Regions from separate parts of the Homo sapiens genome. Here region 2 is linked to region 1. The links are chromatin loops, found by intact Hi-C in ENCODE. Cell type or tissue: PC-9. All regions are shown on one strand.

Region 1 (8,000 bases):
AGTTTTCAGTTGGCAAGATCCTGAGAATGAGGGTCAAAGTGGGCAGAAAAGAGAGCAGGATTTCAGGATTTTTTGTTTCTTTCTTGAGGCAGTGTCTTGCTCTGTGACTCAGGCTGGAGTGCAGTGGCACGATCTCGGCTCACCACAGCCTCAACCTCCTGGGCTTAGGTGATCCTCCCACCTCAGCCTCCCCAGTAGATGGGACCACAGGCATGCGCCACCACGCCCAGCTAATTTTTGTATTTTTTGTAGAGATAGGGTTTCACTATGTTGCCCAGGCTGGTCTTGAACTCCTGGGCTCAAGCAATCCTCCTGCCTTGGCCTCCCAAAATGCTGGGATTACATGAGTGCGCCACTGCACCTGGCCCCGAGAACAGGATTTTAGGTCGAGTTGTGTTCTCTTTGTTCGTGCCCTCTGGAAAGGTGCATTCTGTCTTTGTAGAAAGCTGTCTGCTTGTTCTGTTGAGTCCTCCAGGTGGCATGCACATCCTTGACCAGCAGCAGAGGAAGAATTTTTGTGTTGGGGATCTTAGTTATTGTTAGGAACAGGCTCTCGGAAATGCCTCTCGCCCTTGATTTTTGGGGATTTCTCAGCCTGGAATGTCCTGGCCAAGCTCTCCCCCAGCCTTGTTTTTCCATTTGGCAAGTCTACTTATTCTTCTCAAGTTGCCCCCATCCATTCATGGAGCTCTGTTCATAGCCACTATTGCATTGCATCAGAGTTAGAGGTCTCATGTCCATATTCCCAACTAAAGTTATTTAAACACAGATGCTATATTCTGTTTTGTTTGGTAGCACTGCATTGGGATTTTGGCCTTGTGTATTCGGTGTTTAGTATATGCTTGAAATACTGGATCTTCCTTAGAAGGAATGAACAGGAATTGTGTATGGTAAATGCAGCTGAGAGTTGGGGAAAATCTTGGCTCCTAAGAATCATAAGAATGTCTGGAGAAGTGAATGTTAGTCTGGAGATTCTTAGAAAAATCTATTAACAGACACTGGTAAGTTTGCCAAGGAATGTGGACCTGGATTCTTTCATTTTGACTTTATGATCTTGTTAAGAAGTGTTCTTTTGCATCAGGCCAATGGGTAGAATTTGCTTGAAGGGCAGATTTTCTAATAGAAAACCTATGAAAAACATTTTCAGTTTCTAAACAACTTTAGTGACAAAGCTTTGAAACAGGTGATCTCTTAAACCATGTCTAAAGAAAAAGCCTTGCCTTATGAAAAATGGTCCTGAATCCAAAGTAGAAACACATAAAACTGTTCAGGGGGGATACTAACTTAGAAACCATAGGCTATGGGCCTTGGGAACTTGGAGATACTTGTACAAGCAACCTTGGAGTTTTTGGAGAATATTTGAGATGGGAATTCCTGGGCTGTGTGGCAAGGGAAACTGAACTTCCTACTAATAAGCAAGTAGCAGTGCAGAACTTGAGACTTACTATCAATAGTTAAGATACATTTGAATAACTCTCCAAAACAAAAGATAAATCTCTATGTCTTAATATTCCCTACTTTTTATATCACTGTGTCCTATTTAGACTGTTAAAAATTATACAGACATTTTAATGATTATATGTACTAGTCAGCTTTGCTGTGGTAATAACTCCAAAAATGCTAAGGTGTGCAACAAACATGTATTTCTAGGTCATGCCGTGTGTCAGTGGCTGTGAGTCAGCTTCTCTGGCCCTCTCCTGCAAGTCTTCCCATTCCAAAGGAGCAGCCCCTGTTTGGGACACACTACTTTCAAAGTCGAGGAGCAAGGGAGCTGGTGGAAGCATGCGTTGGCTCTTAAAGGATCTGCTCTGATCCGATGTACATTCATGTACCATGTACCAGTGGCTGGAGCAAGTCACGTGTCCAAGGCCAAAGTCAGTGTGGTGGGGATGTGTCTTCCTGTGGGAAGTCACTTGGCAATAAGAAGAATATATGATCCTTTTAAAGGATGGGAAGTTCATAATTATGAACACTAATGCAATCTACCATATAGTCTTTGTCCTCCACTTCTTTCCCAGAACATTTAGTAAATATAGCAGTTCATGTTTACCATTTAAAAATGCTTTAAACACATTTGCTCCCTATTATGTATATTACAAATTTTAGATAATTTGGGAGGAGCCTGACCTATTGCCATGAACTCATGTGGCAGATCACTGTATGAGTTCAAGTATTCTTCTCTATATTATTGCGGTAACTAGACTTTCCAGAATGGTTTTGAATTATGGCAAATACTTTATATCTGAATGTAGTGGACATGGCTTTGTGATTTAAAAGGTCTTCATTTTTAAAATATGTCCACTACATTTTTTATTGTTTTATTGTTATTGGAGATAATTTACAGAGCATGAAATTCACCATTTTAAGGTATATAATTGAGTGTATATTCACAGGGTTGTGCAACCATCATCGCTATCTAATTTTAGAATATTTTGTCACCCCAAAAAGAAATTTGGTCTTTATTAAGCTGGCTCTCCCTGTTCCCCCTACCTGTAGCCCCTGGCAACCAAGTCTGCTTTCTGTCTCTCAGGATTTGCCTGTTCTGACATTTCATATAAATGGAATTATATAGCATGTGGCTTTTCTCATCTAGCTTCGTTCACTTAGAATAATGTCTTCAAGATTAATTGCTGATGTTTTCTGATAAATACTTTTAAACATATTTAGGAACTTTTTTTTTTTTTTTTTTTTTTTTTTTTTGAGACGGAGCCTTGCTCTGTCGCCAGGCTGGAGTGCAGTGGCGCAATTGCGCTGCTCACTGCAACCTCCGCCTCCTGGGTTCAAGCGATTCTCCTGCCTCAGTCTCCCAAGTAGCTGAGACTACAGGTGTGTGCCACCACGCCCAGCTAATTTTTGTATTTTTAGTAGAGATGGGGTTTCACCATGTTGGCCAGGCTGGTTTCAATCTTTGACCTCGTGATCCACCCGCCTTGGCCTCTCAAAGTACTGGGATTACAGGCATGAGCCACTGCACCTGGCCGGGAACTTTCTTTTTACTTCTTAATTTTACTTAGAGATTTAAATGGAATGGCTGATATGAGTGATGCCAGTAAATATTTTGGTAGTTTTGGACATGAGTATCTTCAACAGTGGTTGAAGTAATGTATATTAATGTAATATAGTGTAATGAAGTAATGTTATTAATGTAATAAATTGTATTGATAAATTTCCTAATGTTAAATCATTCTTGCTTCCCTGGAATACATTTGACTTGATCCTGGTATATATTTTTTTTCCAAAAATTCTTTTAGTGTACTGTTAGTTGTTACTTTATTAATGATGTTTATGCTTGTTCTCAGTTTTCTTTTTTGTCCTAATATTTTGATACCGGATATAGATAGTCATCATGAAATGATTTGAAAGGTTTCTGCATTTTAAAATTATGTCTTAGAATATTTGAATAAAGTAGGACTTACTCTTTGAAGGTTCATGAGTGCTCACTGTGAAACACTTGGGACCCAGCTTACCTCTTCGTGGATGTTCTCTGACAACAGTTTTGTGGTTATTTATCTGTTTAGGTTTTTTCTCTCTATTTAATTTCACCTTGATCACATAATTTTTCCTAGAAAGCCAGCTAGCTCATATAGATGTCCAAATTTGTTGGCATAGTTATTCACAGCACAACCTTTTAATTTACAATCATACATAGACACAAGTTCTAAATAGTTATTGCCTGTTCCCTTTTTCCATTTTCCTCTTTTTTTATTTTTTATTGAGACAGCATCTCTCTCCGTCGCCCAGCCTGGAGTACAATGGTGCGATCTCTGCTCACTGCAACCTCTGCCTCCTAGGTTCAAGCAATTCTCATGCCTCAGCCTCCTGAGTAGCTGTGACTACAGGCTTGAGCCACCACGCCTGGCTAACTTTTTGTATTTTTACTAGAGACAGGGTTTCCCCATGCTGCTCAGGCTGGTCTTGAGCTCCTGGGCTCAAGCAATCCACCTGCCTCGGTCTCCCAAAGTGCTGGGATTATAGGTTTGAGGCCACTACACCTGGGCCATTTTCCTTTTTCTATATTGTTCAGATTTCCTAAGTTTTAGTTTATCTGATTCATCTTTCAGAAGAATTAAATTTTGCTTTTGTTTATAACTTTTGTTCTTTTCTGTTTTAATTTATGCTTTCATTTTTAGATTCTCTTTCCACTTTCTTTAGGCTTTTTTTTTTCTTTTTCTTTTAATGGGAACACAGAGTAAGTCTGGCCTAAAGGGTTCTGTTTTATGGGCTTCATCTTTTTCAAATGCATGTTTATCTGTTATTGAGGACTCTTGCTTTTTTTGTGTTTTGGTTTTCTTAGGTCTGAGTGATGAGCTAATGCCATTTTGAGTTGTTTTTATGGTTTACTTGCCTCTGATGAGATAATAATTCAGACCTGCTATTTGCCCCCATCAGAACAAGTGGATTATATTGGATCCTCTGTGTTTCTACTTGATGTTGTTAGCATTGTCTTAGATCCATAGATTACTAGTTATCTGTCAGATGGGAAAGAAGCCTGGCTTTCTCTGTGTTTTAGCTGCTCCCCCCATCTCAGTAGAGCTCAGTCCCCCCAGCATTTGCAGTCTGGCCTGCTTTGGGCTTGTTGGACACACCCCAGGGCAGCCAACCCAGATGCCTTCATGTTCCTATGAGCTGCTGCTTCCATCTCTACCCATCATGCGGGGGGAGAAGGCCATGTGGGCGGGGTGCCCTCTGCTGGTGGCCCACACTTGGTGTATTTGCCTGTGCTTGGCATCCCCTTGGTCACAGTCACAGCAGCCAACTCCTTGGTGGTCCTGGATTGCCCCACTGCCAAACCTTCCATGTCCTCTACTCCCCACTGACAATCACACTTTCAAATTAGCGTGCGTGTAAAGGGGGTTCAAGGACATTTTCTACTTATTAAGTAACCTCAATAACCTGAAGTAACTTCGGTGACATGGGTTAGATTCCTCTGGGTTCTTTTTTCAGTTGTGGCCCAGGTAGAACCAGTAGACAGCCTTTGAGACCTTTGGCATTTGGATGGCACCCTTTCCTCATTTCCAGTATTGATATGACTCCAGTCACTGTTTTTCTTGTTCTTTTTACCTCCACTGTTTTTTGTTTTTTTTTTTTTCTTTCATTCTCTAGGTTAAATTAGTATCTGGAGGGTGGAAAAAGGGAGAACGCAGAGGCTTGTGTTCAACTCACTGAGTTTATCTAGAGGTCTAGCTTTCTAATTTTTTAAACAAGTGTGTCACATTACACATACAAACATGACCGCTTCCTGGTTATTGAGCCTTTGGGATTTTTCTAGGTTTCACTCTGTGTTCTTTGTATCATGAACATCTTTGAACAGAACATTTTTGAGATTATCCCTTTGAGTTTATTCTCCAAAGTGGGCTTAGCTTTAGTTTTACAACAAAATCAACAATCAAGAATATTCAGTTTGTATAGAACACATTCATTCATTTTTTTTCTTTTTTTTTGAGATGGAGTCTTGCTCTTGTCGCATAGGTTGGAGTGCAGTGGCGTGATCTCAGGTCACTGCACCCGCCGCCTCCCAAGTTCAAGCAGTTCTCCTGCCTCAGCCTCCTGAGTAGCGGGGATTACAGACGTGTGCCAACACCCCTGGCTAATTTTTGTATTTTTAGTAGAGATGGGGTTTTACCATGTTGGTCAGGTTGGTCTTGAACTCCTGACCTCGTGATCCACCCGCCTCGACCTCCCAAAGTGCTGGGATTACAGGTGTGAGCCACTGCGCGTGGCCAACACATTCTTTAAGCATCTGCTGTGTACCTGGCACGAGGGGGGTAAATTAAGAAAAGTAATATGCAGTCTGTGTATTCAGAGAGCCATCATTTTACCCTTAACGTAAAGATGCCTTGAGAGGCTTTGTCAGGCTCCTCTGAGACTAGATCATTCACTTGCCCATATTCCTCCAATAGAATCAAAAAGAGAAATTAGATTGTTTTAGCATAACTTATTTTTATTAAAACTATATTGGCTCCTAGTCTATACCACTCTCTTCATAAATCATATGTTTAATGTAATATAAAATTTTGCCAGTGATTTATGTTAATTTAATATTCTGTCTTGTGGCTGGCTGACCATAATGGTGTATCTTAAAATTGAAATTCTTTGAACCAGAGGAGTTTGTAAAGCAACCTCACTCTGCATCTGTCTTCCTAGGGTAAAGTAAAAGTGGGAAGGAGTAAGAAATGCTCTTATAATGGAAACCTACATGGTGAAAATTGGTATTTTGCAACAATGGGGAGTTTTCATTATTAATCAACTATGTAGTTGTAACTCTTCACAAAGGCTATTCTGGATATCCTTTGTTATAATAAAATCATTAAGAAAATATATTTGAGGCCCCAACTGTGGGTCTCAATGCAATTTTTATTTTTTAGCAATTATTGTGTGTCTGCTATGAACCCAGCCTCATAGTTTATAAGAGGATGCAAGAATACTTACAAGCACGTGTGTGTGTGTCTGTGTGTGTGTGTATGAGAGAGAGAGAATAGTGATACAGCACCAGCCATGTACCACACACTATTCCAACTGCTTCCATATACTAACTAACTCAATCCCACTATACCCATTTTATAAATGAGGACATCGGGGCTTAGATTAAGAAGCTTGCTTAAGTTGCACTGGTAGTAATTAGTGGTACTGGGATTCAGAACTGGGCAGTCTGGCTCAGGTTAGCCTCAGTTGCTTGTCCTTCCACAGACATTTATTGAGTACTTTTGATAGGCAAGGGATTGAATTTGGTCGTTTCTAAGATTCATTCATTCATGAAATACTGAGTACCTACCATGGGCCAGGGTAGCATAGGAGGGAAGAATCTGGAGTATGTGGCAAGGTCTGATTGACTGACTCTCCCCTCCCTCACTCCCAACAACTGATTCGAGAACTAACTTCATACTGTCTGGCCAAGACATTTCAGATCTTTATGTGGGCTGTTCCTGGAAGGTTATTGGCTGAGGTTCCCAGGGCAAATGTTAGGGGAGTTGGCTTGAAGTCACTACCCGACCTGGGGAGACAGAAAGATAATCACACACACACACTCACAGTACAGTCACACACACACACACACACACACACACACACGCACACATGATGAGCAAGGCACAGTTGCAGTCACTGGGGACTTACAGTGTTTGTGGATAAGTTTGATATATAAATAAATGATTAAAACTACAAAATGCTTCAGTGGAGGTGTCTTCAAAGTATTGAGAAGGGTGTGAGTAATTCTACCAGGGAGTGGGTCAAGGAAAGCGTTAAAGGAGAGGGGATTCAAGCAGATTCCTGGAAGATATTTGGAGATTATTATGTACAGCAGGGGAGCTTTTCCAGCAAAGATAAGGGGCATGAAACTGCTGGGTGGTTCCTGAGAACTGGTCCCTCGGATGTGGAAGGAGGTGGTAAGAAAGGAGGCTGCTGAGATCAAACCAGGCCAGATTGTGGGAAACCACTGTCTGAGCTGATTTTGGCATCTCTGCCTTAAGATTGTGAATTCTTTTTCTTTTGTGCAGTGTCTGTCCACTGACAGAGCTGTTCGGAGGCCCGGTGTGCTAGTGTTGATAAAATGTTAAGGGAGGGCCCCTGTGATGCCTAGCATGGCATCCTGCCTGAGGTCAGTGTTTAAATGTTTACTGAAATAACCAAGACATGATGTTTATCCTGGAGTTCCAGAGAAGATGTTGTCCCCCTACAAATCCCCAGACACTGGGGTGTGGACGCCGTGTGTCCCGTGGTACCAGTACATTGAAAAGGCAGTCCCATCAGTGGCTGCTGCTGTAGTTGGACTCTGCAGTCACGTCCACACTGAGAGGGGCTGTTGAAGGTATGACGTCCCAGCTGATGAGCTTGTCCATCTGCCCTGTAGTCAGAAGCATAACGGAAGAGAAGCGGAGGGGGGAGGTCTATTGCCATGAGTACCTTCTGTGAAAAATGGTACCCTTTTAGTAATTACAGTTTTTTTGATATTGCGTAGGTATGTGATTAAATGATCTGTGGTCAGCAGAAATGGGAGTTGAAGG
Region 2 (8,000 bases), 700 kb before region 1:
GACTTGCTCTCTGGGACCCGCCTGTGCACAGGTACAAGGAGCACTCTGGGTATCTCCGGTCTCCAAGAGGTAAGCACCCAGTGTCTGTCACCGCCCTTTCCTCTGCTTTTCGGCCTGAGACTGGGTGGGTAAGCCAGGCAAGGGTCCCTTACAGACCCAACTGCCCATATTTCCAGGGGGAATTCCAGCAAGTAGGAAGTTCCACTTGGCCACAATAGCTAAACCTCATCCTTCAATATAGCTTTTACCTGAAATTCAGTTTTGGAGAGAGTTCCTGGAAACTTGCCCAGATCAATAAAGTTGATCCTCTATTTGTCATTTATCTATCTGTTTGTCCTGTTAATCTCAGATGGAAAGGAGAGGTAAGATTCAGTATCTCCCTGCAAAAGACAGATATACTGACTGGGGCCTTGAGTATAAAGATAAGAGCTGCCACAGCGGAGCAAGGCACCATGATGGAAGATGAGAGCTCCTGGTCTCTGCAGCTGGAATTCAGGAACAGATGAGGTAGGTAGATATCTGATTACCAGGAAAACTTTGCAAATCAGACAAAGCTCTAAGACATAGGCTTTTTAGGCAGGAGCAGATGGAATTATTTTAGCTACCACTTTTTTTTTATTTCAGTCTTTCTTTTCTTATTATGTCTCCGCCTGCAAGAGCTTTGACATTGCCCGGAAGTAGCTAAGGTTTATGTGGTTAGAGCAATGCGACTCAAAATGTGGACTGACAATATCAATAAGGCCTGAAAGCTTGCTAGAAATGAAAATTTGCTCCCCTCCCCAAAGGCCTACTGAATCAGAACCTCTGGGATGGGGCCCAGGAACCAGTGTTTTCATAAGCTCTCCAGGTAATCATTACACTTGCTAAAGTTTAAGATGCACAAAGGGAGCAATGGTGGGAGGTTTTAAAGAGCATTTTGGGGAGCTAGATATTAGTAGACAACATTAGATTAGCTTGCCAAAATTCCATTTCTCTTTATATTGTTTGGAATTTCATCCAGGGCTAAGGAGAGAACTGTAGAAAGACTGGATCCACGGTTTCTCCACAGGCTGAGTTCACCCCCACACCAAGGGCTTTTAAATGGCCCTGGATGATCTGTTTCACAGAAACTCAGACCGGGGATTCTAGATAAGAAACTCTTTGGGGGCTAAAGTAGAAAAAAAGTCCAGTGGAATTATTACAAACTCAAATGCTAAAAAGAAATAGCAAAAAGTGTACACCTAGAACTCTGTTCCTAGAAATGAGATTTTCCCCATCTCTGAAAATAGAATGAAGTCAGTTTACAAAACAGGTTTTGGTCTTGCAGACAGGATAAGATTAGGGAGAAACGATAAGATTAGGAGGAATGAAACAAAGTGAAGGAAATAACACTAAGAAGAAAATTTGAAATCATATTGGCCCAGTTAGAAAAATATGACAAGGAAAAGTTTTAAATAGGGGAGCGAGAATAGGCATTAATGAGAACTCTTCGTTTCTTCCTTAATAACTGGAACTGTGATACTCTATAGTTAAAGAAATGTGAACATGTTTAAAAAGAGAATCATCAGTGAATGATCAGTGTAGAATTCTTCAAGCATCACTAAGTGAGTTTCAAGGTGGCATTGTTTTTGTAAGATGGGGCAACAGGTATTGCACCGGCTATAAGGACATCTGCCTGGGAAATAGAGCTGTATTAAACAAGGTCCAGGGAGAATGAAAATTGATAAAGCCCAGGCCTGGGTTTAGGCCGAACTGAATAGAAAGAAATGCCTCCTAGTGAAAATGAAAGTGGGAAGAAGGTATTTTAACACTGGATGTTTATGGCAGGTCGAGAGCTCTGTGACATCATTCTTTCTCTACAGAGACCTCGGAGGCAGATTCCAAAGTAATATGTGAGGAGAACAAAAATCTAAGTCTGAAAACAAAAAGCAAATATAGAGAAGGAAAAGTACTAAGACCTAGCAAAAGGTATGAGTCCTACCTGGCAATAAAGACGGAACAGAAACAACTTAAATGGAAGGGTAAAGGCTTAGAGCTGAGCAGGACCTGCTAAGTAAGAACGTTCTCAGAGGGACCTTGAACATTGCAGGCTTATCTCTCTGATACAGAAAAGGAAGCGGGAGCAAGAAGTGTTTCAGTTTCCATCAAAGAAGCACCGACCATTTAAGTCTTGGAAATTCAATTCCAAGAAGGTAGGGCTTGGGCGAAATGCCACTAGCCCAGGGGGTTTCCTGGACCTCATCAGACCAGTGAAAGTTCAGGTTCTGGAAACCCAACAGCAGCTCACAGATCAGCTGAGGGTAATTCCCCATGGGAGACAAAAGGGAAAATCTCCTAACCAGGAAGTAGGACTCACAGGCAGACATTCAATAATAGGAGCCTGTGGAGTCCAGAACTAAAACAATTTGGGGGATCTTTCTGGGTTTAGAGAAATTCAGAGAAAAGAGTCAGAAATGGAGACAGGGAAGGAAGCATGCAAGATGATGCATTTCACTTGAAGAGTTTCCTAAGATAAATGTGGGGTGTCCTGCCCAGAAAGAAGGGAGACTCTTTCACTAAACAGATAAAGATCTTCAGCAATGGTGAAGCTTGGGTAGAAATAGGGCTCAAGGGAGCAACGAAAATGGAAAGGTTTTAATCTTTGGAACGGGCATCAAGAAAGACCTAGAGCCACCACTGCAAATGTCTAAAATTTTCAAGGAGAGTACAGTGTCAAAATGAATCCAACTACCCTGACGAGAAGACATTTCCCAATTTAAGTTTAAATTGACACGTGGTAGACTCCAGACTGCTTGGTAACCTACAGAGGCTGAACTATGGCATGCTACATTATACTTACTACTAGTAATTTAGGGAGGCAAAGGAGAAGGTAACAACAGGCTTCTTTCTGAACCTGACACCATGGGCCTCTCATTTATTATACTCATGCTAGAGTTTAGACCTCATCTCTCACCACTGTCCCCAGCTCTCTGCTCCAGCCATACTGGTTTCCATGACATTCCTAGAATATGCCAAGTATGTGCCTGCCTCAAAACCTCAGCATTTGCCAGTCTCCTATACACCAAAGGAGTAGCATCTATTACAAAACAAGATTCCTAGGTTTCAACAGCTAGAACACACTCTCCACTCAGCAGGACACTCTGGCCAAGACTCAGCAGAAAAGATGTAGGATAGAAAAAACTGGGGACTTCATGCCTTTACATTTTAGTTTATTTTACAAGGAGAGGTGGATTTATTTATTCTTATTTCTTTATCTGAGGAGATCTTGCTCTATTGCCCAGGCTGAAGTGCAGTGGCGCAATCTCGGCTCCCTGCAGCCTCAACCTCCTAGACTCAAGAGATTCTCCCACCTCAGCCTCCCAAGTAGCTGGGACCACAGGCTTATGCCACCACACCCAGCTAATTTTTGTATTGTTTATAGAGACAGAGTTTCACTATGTTGCCCAGGCTGGTCTCAAACTCCTGAGCTCAAGCAATCCACCCGCCTTGGCCTCCCATAGTGCTGGAATTAGACGTGAGCTACTGCACCCAGCTAGATTTTATTTATAGATTTTTATTTCTCTAAGAATTTAATAATTGGAGGGAATTCATATTCAATTTGCGAGCATTACTATGCAGCTGAAAATGTGTTGGGGGGTAGGTTTATGATGTCATGAGGTGCTCCTTGTGCAAACTCTGCTGATACAGACAGGACAAGGTGCCAGGCTCAATCTGATAAAAAAAATAGGATAAAAACTGAAGCCAGACACGGTGGCTCACACTTGTAATCCCAGCACTTTGGGAGGCTGAATTGGAAGACCTCACTTGAGGTCAGGAGTTCGAGAACAGCCTGGCCAACATGGTGAAACCCTGTATCTACTAAAAATACAAAAATTAGCTGGGCATGGTGGTATGCGCCTGTAGTCCCAGCTACTCAAGAGGCTGAGGCAGGAGGATCACTTGAGCCCAGGAGGTGGAGGTTACAGTGAGCCAAGATGGCACCTGGCCCTCCAGCCTGGGTGACAGAGCGAGACTCCATCTCAAAAAAAAAAAATTAATTTTCAGCCTCAGGTGCTACGTGGCTCTCATGAGTGTCTAACACATTTCAGAGTCTTTTTTTTTTTTTTTTTTTTGAGATGGAGTTTGGCTCTTGTTGCCCAAGCTAGAGTGCAATGGCGCAATCTCGGCTCACTGCAACCTCTGCCTCCCGGGTTCAGTGATTCTCTTGCCTCAGCCTCCCGAGTAGCTGGGATTACAGGCACACACCACCATGCCCAGCTAATTTTTTGTATTTTTGGTAGAATCAGGGTTTCATCATGTTAGCCAGGCTAGTCTCGAACTCCTGACCTCAGGTGATCTGCCAGCCTCGGCCTCCCAAAGTGCTGGGATTACAGTCGTGAGCCACCGCACCCGGCCCAGAGTCTTCTAAATGCAAAGGCCAAACTGCCCACCCTGACCCACAAAGAGCAGAGGTGAATATCACAGAGCGGCTTCAGGGAGGTAGCAGCAGGACCTACCCTCTTCTGCTGCTTTCCTTCAAAGGGGTAGCCTCTTCTGGTTGCCCGTAAATTTGTCTGATAAACCCACAGGATTAAAGAACAAAAGAAATAGTAGTGATGGCTGCACCACAGCCATCCCACTAGGGGGAGCTGTGGAGTTAATACAGCTGGCACCTATGTGGCTTCCTCAAAAGACTGCAAGGGAAGAATTTCTAAGGAGCCTGACCTTAATCAGGCCTCTGTTCTCTATGTCAAGTTAATTTGCTTATGCGTGGCCTAGTCCTGAGGCTGTATTGCCTGCCAGTGCCTGACACTGTGGGACCCACGTTTCTGGTCTCCTGGAAGTTCGTTCTACTTGCCGATAATGAATACCCTTAGGGTTCAGTTGTCTTAAATTTGGGGTGAGAGATAAAATGCTTTATGGAATTCTCAACTTAGGACTCCCAGGGAGCTCTGAATAAATCAGTCTATCCTTGGTCTGTGCCCTCTATGAGCCAGTACCCTTCAGGGAAGGGGATAAGTGGTAAGATTCAGGCATCCTGAACCCCAGACGCAGCTAACAAAGTTTGTTAGAACTGGAACCCCTGTCTCTTGACTCCCAAACTAGCACTCTTATGCCCGCCCACACTGCTCAATTCACATAGGTAATTTGTCCTGAGGCACAAAAAAGAAAGACGTCTACACCCACCTGCTGGGGGAGTTGCTATTGTTATTTGCACTGAGTGCCGCTTAGGAGATCTCAGCAGGGTCACATTCACCGTATAATCAGTCGTAGGGTACAGATCCAAACACACTACAGGCACTTGTTCCCTCGTTGTGAAGTTAAACGATGTTGCATGAGAAAAGTTAGCCAGATACCACCTCTGACCCAGAACGGTAAACTGTCATGAGATTAAAAGAAAGTGTTACATTAGATTTTCCATTGACTAACAGGTGCCTAGACTATTAGCAAAATGGAGTTAAAACAAGAAAGTTCCTTTTATTTATCCTTGCCCACTTAGAATTACTTTTAAGACAATAGCAAGCTAACCTGAGGAAGGACTTGACAAAGCTACCTTACCTGTCCTCACAATCAGGTATAGGACCAAGCTTAATATGCATAACTACATCTCAGATGAAGAAAATATTAGTCTATTCCAAAATAATCCCTTGATTATAACGCAAGTGAAAGAGATTACATTGGAGCTAATGGGCAAAATTATTTTTTTTCCTCCTTCCCTTCTGAATACTTCGTTCTCTCTCTCTCTCTCTCTCTCTCTCTCTCTCTCTCTCTCTGTCTCTTTTCTGAGACAGGGTCTTGTTCTGTCACCCAGGCTGGAGTGCAGTGGCACAATCTTAGTTCACAGCAATCTCAAACTCCTGGACTGAAGTGATCCTCAGCCTCCCGAGTAGTTGGAACTACAGGCATGCACCACCACACCTGGGTAATTATTTTTACAATTAATTTGTAAAGACAGGATCTTACTTTGTTGCCCAGGCTGGTCTCAAACTCTTGGCCTCAAGCCCACCTCAGCCTCCCAAAGTGCTGGGATTACAAGTGTGAGCCATTGCACCCAACCAAAATTCTTTTAGTTTCTTTTCATTGTAAGAAATCCATGGACAAGCCTCATAGAACAGAGTACTTAAACTAGGTGGGTTCCTTAACCCTACCCATGGAAGAAAAAAAAAACAAAAACATATGGGGACCACCCCAGATTATGCATTCAAAGCAAATGCCATGGTACTTCACTGGACCCTTCCTATTAGACCTCTGGTAAAAGGGCTTTTGATCCATGGAGTCATATCACACACTGTCACCTAACCATCCTCTACGCACTGCCAGCTCCAGCAGGGAATTATAGGGAAAAAACTTTCGTGAAGGTCCTATAAGTAATATGATCAGCCCTTGATCAGTTAGGGTGCATTAGCTGGTGGAGACATATGCTCGGTGTTGCCACTGATGCTAGCACCATTGTCTATACCACCCTCAATCCCTCCTTATTCCCATCAATCACTAACTCTTCTCTTATCAATTTTGACAGTCATCCAAGACCCTGACAGGTGGTTCATAAGGATTCTTCTCTCTCAAACTCTTTGAATTCTCTTGGATAACTTAAAGGTCCTTACAGATAAACCATCAAATGTTGGCCTCAGAGTTCTTTGAGCTCAATGCTATGAACTTCCTTCACTCCACTTTGGCCACCCATATCCATGGCCACAACCTAGACTATGCTATCGTCAGAGCTGCTCCTCCACGGTCTGGCAGTCCCCTATTCTTCTGGACCACTTACTAGTGAGGCATAATGTGTTCATGCGTGTTTAGGCAATACGTCTATTTTCTTTAGCAAACCGCTTTTAAATATTGACTTTTTTCCAGTCAATTTAAAAGTGTTTCACATGTCACACAAATTAACCTTTATCTAATTTTTTTGTTGTTGTTTTTTTAGACGGAGTCTTGCTCTGTCGCCCAGGCTGGAGTACAGTGGTGCGATCTTGGCTCACTGCAAGCTCCACCTCCCAGGTTTACACCATTCTCCTGCCTCAGCCTCCCAAGTAGCTGGGACTACAGGTGCCCGCCACCACGCCTGGCTAATTTTTTGTATTTTTAGTAGAGATGGGGTTTCACCGTGTTAGCCAGGATGGTCTCGATCTCCTGACCTCGTGATCCACCCGCCTTGGCCTCCCAGAGTGCTGGGATTACAGGCGTGAGCCACCACGCCTGGCCAATTCCTACTTACTTTCTATGACTCAGTATAACAGTCTTTGCTTCTGGTTAAAAAAATTGTACCTGGCCTGGCAAGTAGCTCACACCTGTAATCCCAGCACTTTGGGAAGCCAAGGCAGCTGGATCACCTGAGGTCAGGTGTTTGAGACCAGCCTGGCCAACATGGCAAAACCCCATCTTTACCAAAAATACAAAAATTAGCTGGGCATGGTGGGGCATGCCTGGAATCCCAGCTACTAGGGAGGCTGAGGCAGGAGAATTGCTTGAACCTGGGAGAGGGAGGCTGCAGTGAGCCAAGATCATGCCACTGTACTCCAGCCTGGACGACAGAGCAAGACTCCATCTCAAAAAAAACAAAAAAATTGTACCTGGACACACACACACACACACACACACACACACACAAATAAAATCTCTATTTTTATACTTATTTACTTTTATTATTCCATTATTAATTTACTTTTTGTCAAAGCACTCATTATACCATATTGTAGTTGCCTATTTACCTATATATTTCTATCAGTTTGAATTGGAAACTTCCAAGTCCTAATATGTGATATACTTCTGGTAAATAGAATAAATTAATTAATTTTGGCCTGGGCGCGGTGGCTCACACCTGTAATCCCAGCACCTAGGGAAGCTGAGGCGGGTGGATCACTTGAGGTCAGGAGTTTGAGACCAGCCTAGCCAATATGGTGACACGACATCTCTAATAAAAATACAAAAATCAGCAGGGCATAGTGGTGCACACCTATAATCTCAGCTACTTGGGAGGCTGAGGCACGAGAGTCGCTTGAATTTGGAAGGTGGAGGTCGCAGTGAGCCAAGATCGCCTCCCT

The links. A loop is a pair of places that touch in the nucleus more often than their neighbours do. Peaks named below come from ENCODE experiments on the same cell type or tissue, not always from the same donor. Only the 100,000 strongest peaks of a DNase experiment are listed, where the experiment ranks them.
Region 2: a loop joins it to region 1, with 5 times the contacts of the local background. A loop is called at or near these places in 15 of 110 quality-filtered maps.

The regions. Positions count from the first base shown.
Region 1 is chr9:112,788,729-112,796,728 of GRCh38, forward strand. The region is part of intron 1 of SNX30 (sorting nexin family member 30); the gene reads left to right. Among named protein-coding and RNA genes, the nearest start is that of SNX30, 42 kb to the left of the region's middle. RefSeq lists an enhancer at 6,781-7,075. In PC-9, CTCF peaks have their summits at 4,699 (motif pointing left) and 4,900; no DNase peak of the experiment used is centred here.
Region 2 is chr9:112,093,325-112,101,324 of GRCh38, forward strand. It overlaps SUSD1 (sushi domain containing 1), which reads right to left. Exons shown (of 17, transcript NM_022486.5): 10 at 5,146-5,338. Among named protein-coding and RNA genes, the nearest start is that of LINC02977, 57 kb to the left of the region's middle. RefSeq lists enhancers at 2,190-2,359, 4,409-5,328, 5,329-6,247 and a silencer at 4,568-4,687. In PC-9, CTCF peaks have their summits at 4,578 (motif pointing right) and 4,777; a DNase peak (open chromatin) is centred at 4,607; H3K27ac peaks cover 551 bases.